Regions from separate parts of the Homo sapiens genome. Here region 1 is linked to region 2. A link is an interaction called in ENCODE POLR2A ChIA-PET data of the cell type or tissue named here. Cell type or tissue: A673. All regions are shown on one strand. Links, peaks and the distances in the headings refer to the core of each region. The heading gives the core; the rest is flanking DNA.

Region 1 (5,373 bases), core at 170-5,169, 860 kb after region 2:
GGCAGAGACTGGCCTACCCTGTGCCTGGAGGCAGGGAGATGAAGAGGTTGTGCTTGGGAGGGCCTGCCTGACCCCCAGCTCCAACTCTGGTCAGCATCTCCCAGCAACCAGTGGGGACCTAGGAGGTTGCAGGTGGTCAGCCCTAGGACTGGGAGCAAAGAGGAGAGACAGGGAGGTGATGTCTGAACCAAGTCCTGGAGGATGAACAGATGCAAAGGCAGAGGTGGAGAAAGGTGTGTGCGTGTGTGTGTGTGTGTGTGTCTGTGTCCCTGAGTGGCCCAAGCCAGGAGCAGGACTTGCTCCCTGCTCTAGGGAGATAAAGGGGAGAATATCACAACGGAAGGGCCTTCCTGCTGCTGAGATCGGATTTCAATTAAAATGATTAGCTCTGTTTATTTAGACTCCACAGCTGCATACAATCTATTGCGTGTTATTGCGAGTTTAAAGAAATAAAGGAGGGGCATGGGGGGAGGGGAAGCATTTCAGCCCAAATTGAAAAAGTCCTCCTGTAATTACGAGACTGGAGAATATCCGCGGAGGGGATCAATAATGGGAAATCTAAGTGCCACTGTTTGCCGAGATTACAGTTTTGAATCGCTCCATCTTGGATTTTAATTTTCTTTCTCATTGTCGCATCACCCTGAGCTGTGATCCCAGCCCCACCTCCCAGCTTCAGAGACGCAGGCAGTAGGGCTGAACCAAAGCAGGGAAGTCAGGGCACATCTGACCTTCTTACAAACCTTTTATTGCTGTGTAACAAATGACCACACACTTAGGAGCTTAAGACAATACACGTTTATTGTCTCACAGTTTCTGTGGGTCAGGAGCCTGTTGATGGTTCAACTGGCTCCTCTGTTCAGGGTCCTGAGAGGCAGCACTCAATCTGTCTCCTGGGACTGGGTCTCATCTGAGGTTCAGGGTCCTCTTTCAAGCACATGGGATCGTTGGCACAATTCATTTCCTTACAGCTGTAGACTTGTGGCAGCTTGCTTCTTCAAAACCAGCAGGAGAGAGGCTCTGATGTCCAGGTCTTCTTTTAAAGTGCTTACTGAGCTGGGTGCAGTGGCTCATGGGCTGGGGGCAGTGGTGCACACCTCTAATCCCAGCACTTTGGGAGGCCGAGGAGGGTAGATCACTTGAGGTCAGGAGTTCTAGACCAGCCTGGCCAACGTGGCAAAACTGCATCTGTATTCAAAATACAAAATTAGCCAGGCATGGTGGTGCATGTCTGTGATCCCAGCTACTTGGAAGGCTGAGGCATAAGACTCGCTTGAACCCGGGAGGTGGAGTTTGCAGTGAGCTGAGATCACACCACTGCACTCCAGTCTGGGTGACAGAGAGAGACTCCGTCTCAAATAAGAAAATAAAATAAAATAAAATAAAATAAAATAAAATAAAATAAAATAAAAAGTGCTCGCCTGATTAGGCCAGGCCCATCCAGAATAATCTCCCTTTTGATCAACTTAAAGTTAACCATTTAGGGACCTTAATGACATCTGCAAAACCTCTTCAACTTTGCCATATTCTTTTAAGAGATGAGATCTTATTCTGTCATGCAGCCTCCACCTCAACCTCCCAGGCTCAAGGAATCCTCCCACTTCAGCCTCCTGAATAGCTGGGACCACAGGTGTGTGCCAGCATGCCTGGCCAATTTTCTTTTGTTTTTAGTAGAGACAGGGTCTCACTATGTTGCCCAGGCTTGTCTCAAACTCTTGAACTCAAGTGATCCTCCTGCCTCAGCCTCTCAAAGTGCTGGGATTACAGGCGTGAGCCACTGTGCCCAGTCATCTTTGCCATATTCTATTAAATAGAAGCAAGTTTCATGTCTCACCCACACACAAGGGGAGGGAATCATACAATGGGTGTGTAAGTCCTTGGGGTTCATCGTGCAATTCTGCCTAACTCACCTTCCATTGAGCTCTCTCTCTCCAGCCTCTCCTCCCCACATTCCCAAAGCCAGGCCTTGAAAAGACATCCCTTCCTGAGCCATCCTCACCACCACTTGCCTCCCTAGTCCCAGCTTGCTGAACTGACCCCAATAAACAATCCAGCAGCCAGCCTTGATTGAAAGTCTTCCCAAATAGGAGAAGAAATGAAGAAAACAACCAAGAATATGACATAATCCTCTGACTTTCTGTCCAGTGCTCTTCCCTGTAGACCAGGTTTGCTCCCACTGGTCTATGGTCTCCTCTATGTCCCAAACACCAGCCAGGATTCCTGGCTGCCCTGGCCCAGCAGCCTTGACCTGTTACCGTCCTTCTCAGGCTACTGAGCACAAGGTGAGATGCAACTGAGCTCTTCCATGGTGGATGAGGAGAGGAGCCCACTGTCATCAAAAGACCCACACTTCTATCATGTTGTTGCCTGGCTTCCAAGTCTAAGACGGCTGCTTCAGCTCCAGCCATCACTCCCACCATCCAGCCAACAGGGAGGAGGAAGGGAAGGAAAAGGACATGTGCTATGCTTTGAGTGTTTGTCCCCTTTGAAACTCAAGCCGAAACTCATGTTAAAACTTAATCTCCGGTGGAACAGTATTAAGAGGTGGGCCTTTAAGAGGTGATTGAGTCACAAGGGATAAATTCACGGGTTAATGAGTTATCCTGGGAATGGGTTAGTTATCACCAGAGGGCTGTTACAAAAGTTAGTTTGGCTGTTTTTTCTTGTCCTCTCACCCTGTGATGCCCTGTGCTGCCTCGGGACTCCATATAGAGTCCAAATGAGCAAGAAGGCCCTCACCAGATGCAGTCCCTTGACCTTGAACCTTTCAGCCTCCAGAACTGTAAGAAATAAATGTGTTTTCTTTACAAATTACCCAGTTTCAGATATTCCATTACAGCAACAGAGAACAGATGCCAGCTCCCTTTACACATCTCCTTACACCCCATTGGTCATAAGTTAGTCACATGGTCACAAATGACTGCAAAGAGTGCTGGGATATGTAGTTTTATTATGAACAGCCCTGTACGATGGGAGGATGTAGGAGTGGATGTGGAGATTTCTGGAAATCTCTGTTCTAACTTCCCTCTGCCTGGCTTGTGTATGCAATCTAAGGGATGGGATGTTTCTTTTGAATCCAGATCCTTACCCTCCCTTTCAATAGCGTGGCCTATGGTTCCATTGCTATTGATGGTTTCATCAAACCCATTATTCATGCATTCGTTCCTTCACTCCTCTACCTACTCATTTGTTCACTAGTTCATTCATTTAGTCTCAGAAATTCTCTTCCTATGTCTTTCACAATACCGGGCATTTGGTCAGCATTCCAGACGTGCAGAGAATGGTACAGACTCTGCACTCAAGTTACTCAGAAGCTAGCAGGGAAAACAGCCAAGGAAATGTATCATTTTAGCACCATGGCATAGGCACTATGAGAATGTGCAGAAGTCATGTAAACACTGTGGCCCTCATCCATGTGGGGCTGTGTGCAAGGTTTGCAGGGGAAGGTGACACCCCATCTGAGTCTTGGTCAAACAAACTGGCTGGGAGCAAAAAGGAAAAAGCATTCCAGCCCACAGGACTTTGAAGAACAGTGCTGGCCCTGTCCGTGGTGCTGACCCACAGGCCCAGCCTGGAGCCCAGTTTCAAGCTGAGATCAAGCCAGTCCCTGTTTCTCCCACCAACCTACCCGCTCTAGGCTGGCACACAGGGGTGGGCTGGTGGGATGGAAGTGAGGTGGTATTTAGCTACATACTTCATTTTCATAATGACCTTCCCGTTTCTCCTCGCTTGTCAGTCTGTGACCATTAAATTCCTCATTAGCAAACGAGATTTGGATGAGCCCATTAAGATGAGGGATGGCCTCACAGTGCAGCTGCCTGGGGTGAGCTAGAACTCACCTTCTCCCTCCCTATTAGAAAACAATGCACCTCACATTCTGTGCACATTTCTCCAGGTCTACTACCTAGTCCACACAGGCCCCTTGGAGTTATTCAGAGGACCAGCTTAAGGGACGGCCAGGGCACAACAGAAAAGCAAACAGCAGGACAACTGTTTGCTCACACATATACCCAGAGCCACCCAATCAGGGTCTGGGCGTTTGCTGCTTCATGTTAAAGCTCAAATTCCCAAATGTGACGTTCAAACCCTTCCCAGTCCTCTCTCAGTCCACCTCTCCAGCCTCTTCTCCTATCCTCCCCAAGTGCCTCTGCATTTTGGCAATGACAGATGACCTGATGCTGTGGCATGCTGGAAGTGGTTCATACCAGCACCCAGCTTGTGAGAGCTGCTTTGTACATACTCAAAAGTTTTGCAAGGCAATTGGCAGCTTGAAATCAGCCGTGGTGAGAGTATTTACACCACAGGAATCAGCAAATGCCACAGTTAAGGTTTTCTGGCTTTTTTTTTTTTTTTTTTTTTTGGTCAGAAATCTGGATTTTAGGCCAGGCACGGTGGCTCACACCGTGCACTTTGGGAGGCCTAGGCGGGTGGACCACTTGGGGTCAGGAGTTCCAGACCAGCCTGGCCAACATGGTAAAACCCATCTCTATTAAAAATACAAAAAATTAGCCAGGCGTGATGGCAGGTACCTGTAATCCCAGCTACTCGGGAGACTGAGGCAGAATTGCTTGAACCCAGGAGGCAGAGGTTGCTGTGAGCCAAGATCGCGCCACTGCACTCCAGCCTGGGTGACAAGAGCAAGACTCCGTCACAAAAAAAAAAATAAAAAGAATGAAAGAAATCTGGATTTTAAACATTTGCCAACACACCCCTGTCTGCAGGCCTCTGAGCATGTCACGCCCTTGCATAGCCCCCTCGACCTTTAATGCTGTTCCCTCTGCCAGGTTCCACTCCTTCTTCCTGGAATGCCTCGCCAGTCCCTCTTCCCTGCCTGGTGAAAACCTAGACATTTGTTCAGGCCCCAGGGAGTCATCCAGCTCCCCATTCAGTGTTCCCACAGTGAAAGGGTCTTATGCCCTAGGCAGGACTTCTCGTCTTCTCTTCCACCTTAACCAGGACTTCTCATTCGCTTTCCATTTTGGGGACCACAGGTGAGCACCACCATGCCTGGGAAGGGAGCTAAAGGAAAAAGCAGAACTATGGGGGCAGGAAAGTTCACAATACCCCGGGGCAGAAAGTACAGCTGGTTTCATGGGGACAAAGAATATGTCCAGCAAGCAGCTGCCCTTTTTATTATTATTATTAGTATTATTATTATTATTTTGAGACAGAGTCTCACTCTGTCGCCCAGGCTCGGTTCAAGCGATTCTCCTGCCTCAGCTTCCCAAGTAGCTGGGATTACAGGCGTACGCCACCACGCCTGGCTAATTGTTGTATTTTTAGTAGAGACGGGGTTTCACCATGTTGGCCAGGCTGGTCTCAAACTCCTGGCCTCAGGTGATCCACCCACCTCGGCCTCCCAAAGTGCTGGGATTA
Region 2 (5,373 bases), core at 57-5,056:
GTTCAAGTGATTCTCCTGCCTCAGGCTTCCGAGTAGCTGGGATTACAGGCGCACGCCACCACAGCTGGTTAACTTTTGTATTTTTTAGTAGAGATGGGCTTTCACCATGTTGGCCAGGCTGGTCTTGAACTCCTGACCTCAAGCGATCTGCCTCCCTCGGCCTCCCAAAATGCTGGGATTACAGGCGTGAGCCACTGCACCTGGCTTTTTATTTTTTATTTTTATTTTTTTTTGAGATAGGGTCTCTGTCACCCAAACTGGAGTGCAGTGATATAATTTTGGCTCACTGCAACATCTGCCTCCCAGGTTCAAGCGATCCTCTTTCCTCAGCCTCCCAAGTAGCTGGGACTACAGGCACGTGCCACCATACCTGGCTAATTTTTGTATATTTGGTAGAGATGCGGTTTTGCCATGTTGGCCAGGCTGGTCTCAAACTCCTGGGCTCAGGTGATCCACCCGCCTCAGCCTCCTGATGTGCTGGGATTACAGGTGTGGGCCACCGCGCCTGGCTTTCTTCTTCTTTTTTTTGTTTTTGTTTATTTGTAGTGATAAAGTCTCACTATGTTGCCCAGGCTTGTCTGGAACTCATGGGCTCAAGCAATCCTCCCGCTTCGGCCTCCCAAATTACAGGGGTGAGTCACCGTGCCTGGCCATCCTCTCTTCTTTTTCTTTCTTTCTTTTTTCTTTTGAGATGGAGTCTCCCTCTGTCGCCCAGGCTGGAGTGCAGTGGCGCGATCTCGTCTAACCGCGAGCTCCACCTCCCGGGTTCATGCCATTCTCCTGCCTCAGCCTCCTGAGTAGCTGGGACTACAGGTGCCCGCCACCACACCCGCTAATTTTGTTTTTGTATTTTTACTAGAGATGGGGTTTCACCGTGTTAGCCAGGATGGTCTCGATCTCCTGACCTCGTGATCCGCTCGCCTTGGCCTCCCAAAGTGCTGGGATTACAGGCGTGAACCACCGCGCCCAGCCTCTCTCTTCTTTCTCATAAGGACACAAATCATTGGATTTAGGGCCAGTCTAATCCAATATGATCTCATCTTAACTAATTACATCTGCAGAGAACCTGCTTCCAAATAAGGTCACATTCTGAGGTTCCTGGTGGATGTGATTTTTGGGGGGACAACATTTAGCCTACTGCACTGCCCTTGACAATCTTATCTGGGAGTCACACCAGAACCCCACAGGGGTTCTAGCAAGTGTGGACTTGACACAAACTACTTTAGACCAGGGTTCTGCAAACTTCTGACCCCATCTGTTTCCGTATGGCCCATGAGCTAAGAATGATTGTTACATGTTTAAATGATTCAGAAAAAAATAAAAGCCAGAATGATATTTCGTTACATGTGAAAATTATATACAATTCAAATTTCAGAGTCTTTAAATAAAATTGGATTGGAACACAGCCATGCACATATGTTTATGTATTCTCTGTGGCTGCTTCTGCACTATGACAGAGACTCTGTGGCCGGCAAAACCCTTTAGGGAAAATGTTTGCTGAGGCCGGGCGCAGTGGCTCACCTCTGTAATCCCAGCACTCTGGGAGGCTGAGGCAGGCAGATCACCTGAGGTCAGGAGTTAGAGACCAGCCTGGCCAACATGGTGAAACCCTGCCTCTACTAAAAGTACGAAAATTAGCCGGGTGTGGTGGTGCGTGCCTGTAATTCCAACTACTCAGGAGGCTGAGGCAGGAGAATCACTTTAGCCCAGGATGCAGAAACTGCAGTGAGCCGAGATCATGCCACTGCACTCCAGCCTGGGCGACAGAGTGAGACTGTGTCTCAAAACAAAAGAAAGTCTGTCGACCCCAGGAACATTTTTTCTTTTTTTTTTTTTTTCTGAGACGGAGTCTCGCTCTGTTGCCCAGGCTGGAGTGCAGTGGCGTGATCTCGGCTCACTGCAAGCTCCGCCTCCCGGGTTCACGCCATTCTCCTGCCTCAGCCTCCGGAGTAGCTGGGACTACAGGCGCCCGCCACCACGCCCGGCTAATTTTTTGTATTTTTAGTAGAGACGGGGTTTCACCGTGTTAGCCAGGACGGTCTCGATCTCCTGACCTCGTGATCCGCCCACCTCGGCCTCCCAAAGTGCTGGGATTACAGTCGTGAACCACCGCGCCCGGCCGGAACATTTTTTCTTTAAGAGACAAGATCTTGCTCTGTTGCCCCGGCTGCAGTGCAGTGATGCAACCATAGCCCATTTCAGCCTCGACCTCCTGGACTCAAGTGATCCTCTTGCCTCAGCCTCCCGAGTAGCTGGGACTATAGGTGCATGCCACCATGCCCAGCTAAAGGACAATGTTGTTTGGAAGCAACGTTTCCTGCCTCATCTGTGGCCCACCCAGAGTTTGGAGGTCTCCCCTACTTTTCTCCTCCAGGTCAAGCAGTGTCTTAACCCTGGGTGAAAGCTGCTTCATGGTTAAAAGAGGGGGCACAACGAAGCCAGGCAGCCGGAGTTCAAATTCTGGTTCTGGCACTTCCATGGCAGGTCCCTTCACCTCTCCACTCACGGCATCTTTTTTTTTGTTTGTTTTTGAGACAGAGTCTCACTTTGTGGCCCGATCTCGGCTCACTGCAACCTCTGCTTCCCAGGTTCAAGTGATTCCCCTGCCTCAGCCTCCCAAGTAGCTGGGACTATAGGCGCACACCACCATGCCCGGCTAATTTTGTATTTTTAGTAGAGACGAGGTTTCTCCATGTGGGTCAGGCTGGTCTTGAACTCCCGACCTCAGGTGATCTGCCTTCCTCTGCTTCCCAAAGTGCTAGGACTGTAGGCGTGAGCCGCTGCGCCCAGTCCCCCGTCAAAGACTTCTTACCTTCTACAACACACTAGAAAATCCCACCCTTTGTGGTAGAAGCGCTCAGCAAACCTCTTTGGATCCAATTTCACTCACTCTTTATGGGCGTTAAGAAAAGAGTATATGAGACGTGCATATGATGGGCCCTGGGTAAAAGAGGGTAAGGGGTCATGGGGACAGCAGCACCGGAAGGCACAGGGAAGCACTGCCGTGGGCCTGCTGGTCCCATTGGCCCCTCCTATCCCCTGACCTTGCTGTGCGCCCCACTGGGAGGCTGCCCCGTGTGGATGGCATCTCAGTGTCTTCCAAATTCTCATTTGGTTTGGACCATAAGAAACCCAGGCAGTTGGGAGGCTGAGGCGGGAGGATTGCTTGAGCCCAGGACCAGCCTGGGCAACATGGTGAGTTCCCTTATGTACCAAAAAAAAAAAAAAAAAAAAAATTAGCTGGGTATGGTGATGCATGCCTATAGTCCTAGCTATTTGGGAGGCTGAGGCAGGAGGATGGCTTGAGCTCAGGAGTTCAAGGCTGCAGTGAGCCATGATCATGCCACTGCACTCCAGCCTGGGTGATAAAGCAAGACCCCGTCTCAGGGAAAAAAAAAAAAGCCAGACATGGTGGTAGGCACAGTGGCTCACACTTTGGGGAGGCTGAGGCAGGAAGATACCTTGAGCCCAGGAGTTCGAGACCACCCTGGGCAACATAGCAAGAACTTCCCTCTATTTTAAAAGAAAGTAAAAAAAAAAATAAATTATTAAAATAATAATAAGGAAAGAAAGAAAAAGCCCAGGAGAATGGAAGACGGTAGGAGAGCGAGGTTGGGAGCTATGGATCCCCTAGCACCCTCCCTGCCTCTGTTGGGCGTCTCTGTCTCCTGCCAGCCATCTCTGTCTGCAGGTTCCAGTGACTTCTCCCTGCATTTGCCAGCCAGGCCTGGGGTGGTGATGACCCCAGCTCTCACTACCCCGGGTCCTTACCCACAATCTGGTGAATGGTCTCTTCCTGAAACTCCTGAAATGGGCCTGTGTTGAGTGCGCCATTGCTTTCCAGCTTGACTGATAGACTCGGAAAGGTCGGTTCAGCTCTCCCTCCCAAAGTGCTGGGATTACAGGAGTGAGCCACCGCGCCTAGCCAACTTTTTTTGTATTTTTAGTAGAGACAGGTTTTCACCATGTTGGCCAGGCTGGTCTCAAACTCCTGACCTTGGGTGATCCACTCACCTCGGCCTCCCAAAGCACTGAGATTACAGGCATAAGCCACTGCGCCCAGCTTCTCCTTGGTTTTCGAAAGCGCCATTTCACCACCCATCTTCTTAGCAGATTTACCTTACTGTGTGTGTGTGTGTGTGTGTGTGTGTGTGTGTGTGTGTGTGTGTGTGTGTGTGTGTGTAGTCATTGTTTCTTCCCCCCTACTGTATTTGACCGGTTACAGAGCTGTAGATGGCCAAAGTTCACTGGCCACAATTAGGGAGGAGCCAGTCTGGGATTCAAAATCAATGAAGAGGAAGATTGGAATTAAGGAACCGAACGCTGGCCAGGTGCGGTGGCTCATGCCTGTAATCCTAGCACTTTGGGAGGCCAAGGTGGGTGGATCCCTTGAGCCCAGCAGTTCAAGACGAGTCTGGGCAACATGGCGAAAGCTCATCTCTACTAAAAATACACACATACACACAAATTAGCTGGGTGTAGTGGCGTGTGCCTTTGGTCCCAGCTACTCAGGAGGCTGAGGTGGGAGGATCACTTGAGCCCAGGATGTTGAGGCTGCAGTGAGCTGAGATTGTACCACTGCCTTCCAGCCTGGGCAACAGAGAGACCCTTGTCTAAAAAAACAAAAAGGAAAAGAAAAAAGGAATTAAGGGACACTGTGAGCCTTCTGGCAGGTCTAGAACAGAAATGCCTTCTGTGCCTGCCACATTTTGGTGTTCAAAGCGTTTTCCTCCAAGTCCCATTATTTTATTTGATCTTTATAATAACCTGATTGGTGGTAGATCAGGGGCCACTCACTTCCCCTGAGAAAAGATGCTTTAAGTCTCTCCATTTGCAAGGGACCATTCTAGAATCAGAACCCACTCTTCTGACTCCAGGTCCAGAATGTCTTCCATGTTATTTTCTTTCCTTTCCTTCCTTTCCTTCTCTTCCTTTCCCCCCTCCCCCCTCCCCTCCCCTCCGCTCCCCTCGTCTCCCCTCTCCTCTCCTCTCCTTCTTTTTTTCTTTTCTTTCTTAGAGTTTCCCTCTTGTTGCCCAGGCTGGACTGCAATGGCACAATCTCGGCTCACTGCAACCTCCACCTCCTGGGTTCAAGCAATTCTTGAGCCTCAGCCTCCTGAGTAACTGGGATTAACAGGTGCCCACAACCACGCCCAGCTAATTTTTTGTATTTTAGTAAAGACGAAGTTTCACCATGTTGCCCGGGTCTCAAACTCCTGGCCTCAGGCAATCCGCCTGCCTCGGCCTCCCAAAGTACTAGGATTACAAGCGTGAGCCCCTGCACCCGGCTATGTTATTATCTTTTAACCAAACATCCTCAGAGCAGCGGGCATGGGGTTATGTGTAATGTGGGATTCCAAATGATGTATAAGA

What was found. ChIA-PET counts read pairs that join two places held together with the same protein. Peaks named below come from ENCODE experiments on the same cell type or tissue, not always from the same donor. Only the 100,000 strongest peaks of a DNase experiment are listed, where the experiment ranks them.
Region 1: POLR2A ChIA-PET joins it to region 2 with 5 read pairs; 2 of 35 experiments call an interaction of 5 or more read pairs at or near these places.

Annotation. Positions count from the first base shown.
Region 1 is chr17:74,187,442-74,192,814 of GRCh38, forward strand. No RefSeq gene overlaps it. Among named protein-coding and RNA genes, the nearest start is that of RPL38, 14 kb to the right of the region's middle. In A673, for the core only: no CTCF peak of the experiment used is centred there; a DNase peak (open chromatin) is centred at 2,910.
Region 2 is chr17:73,326,422-73,331,794 of GRCh38, forward strand. No RefSeq gene overlaps it. Among named protein-coding and RNA genes, the nearest start is that of CDC42EP4, 17 kb to the left of the region's middle. In A673, for the core only: no CTCF peak of the experiment used is centred there; no DNase peak of the experiment used is centred there.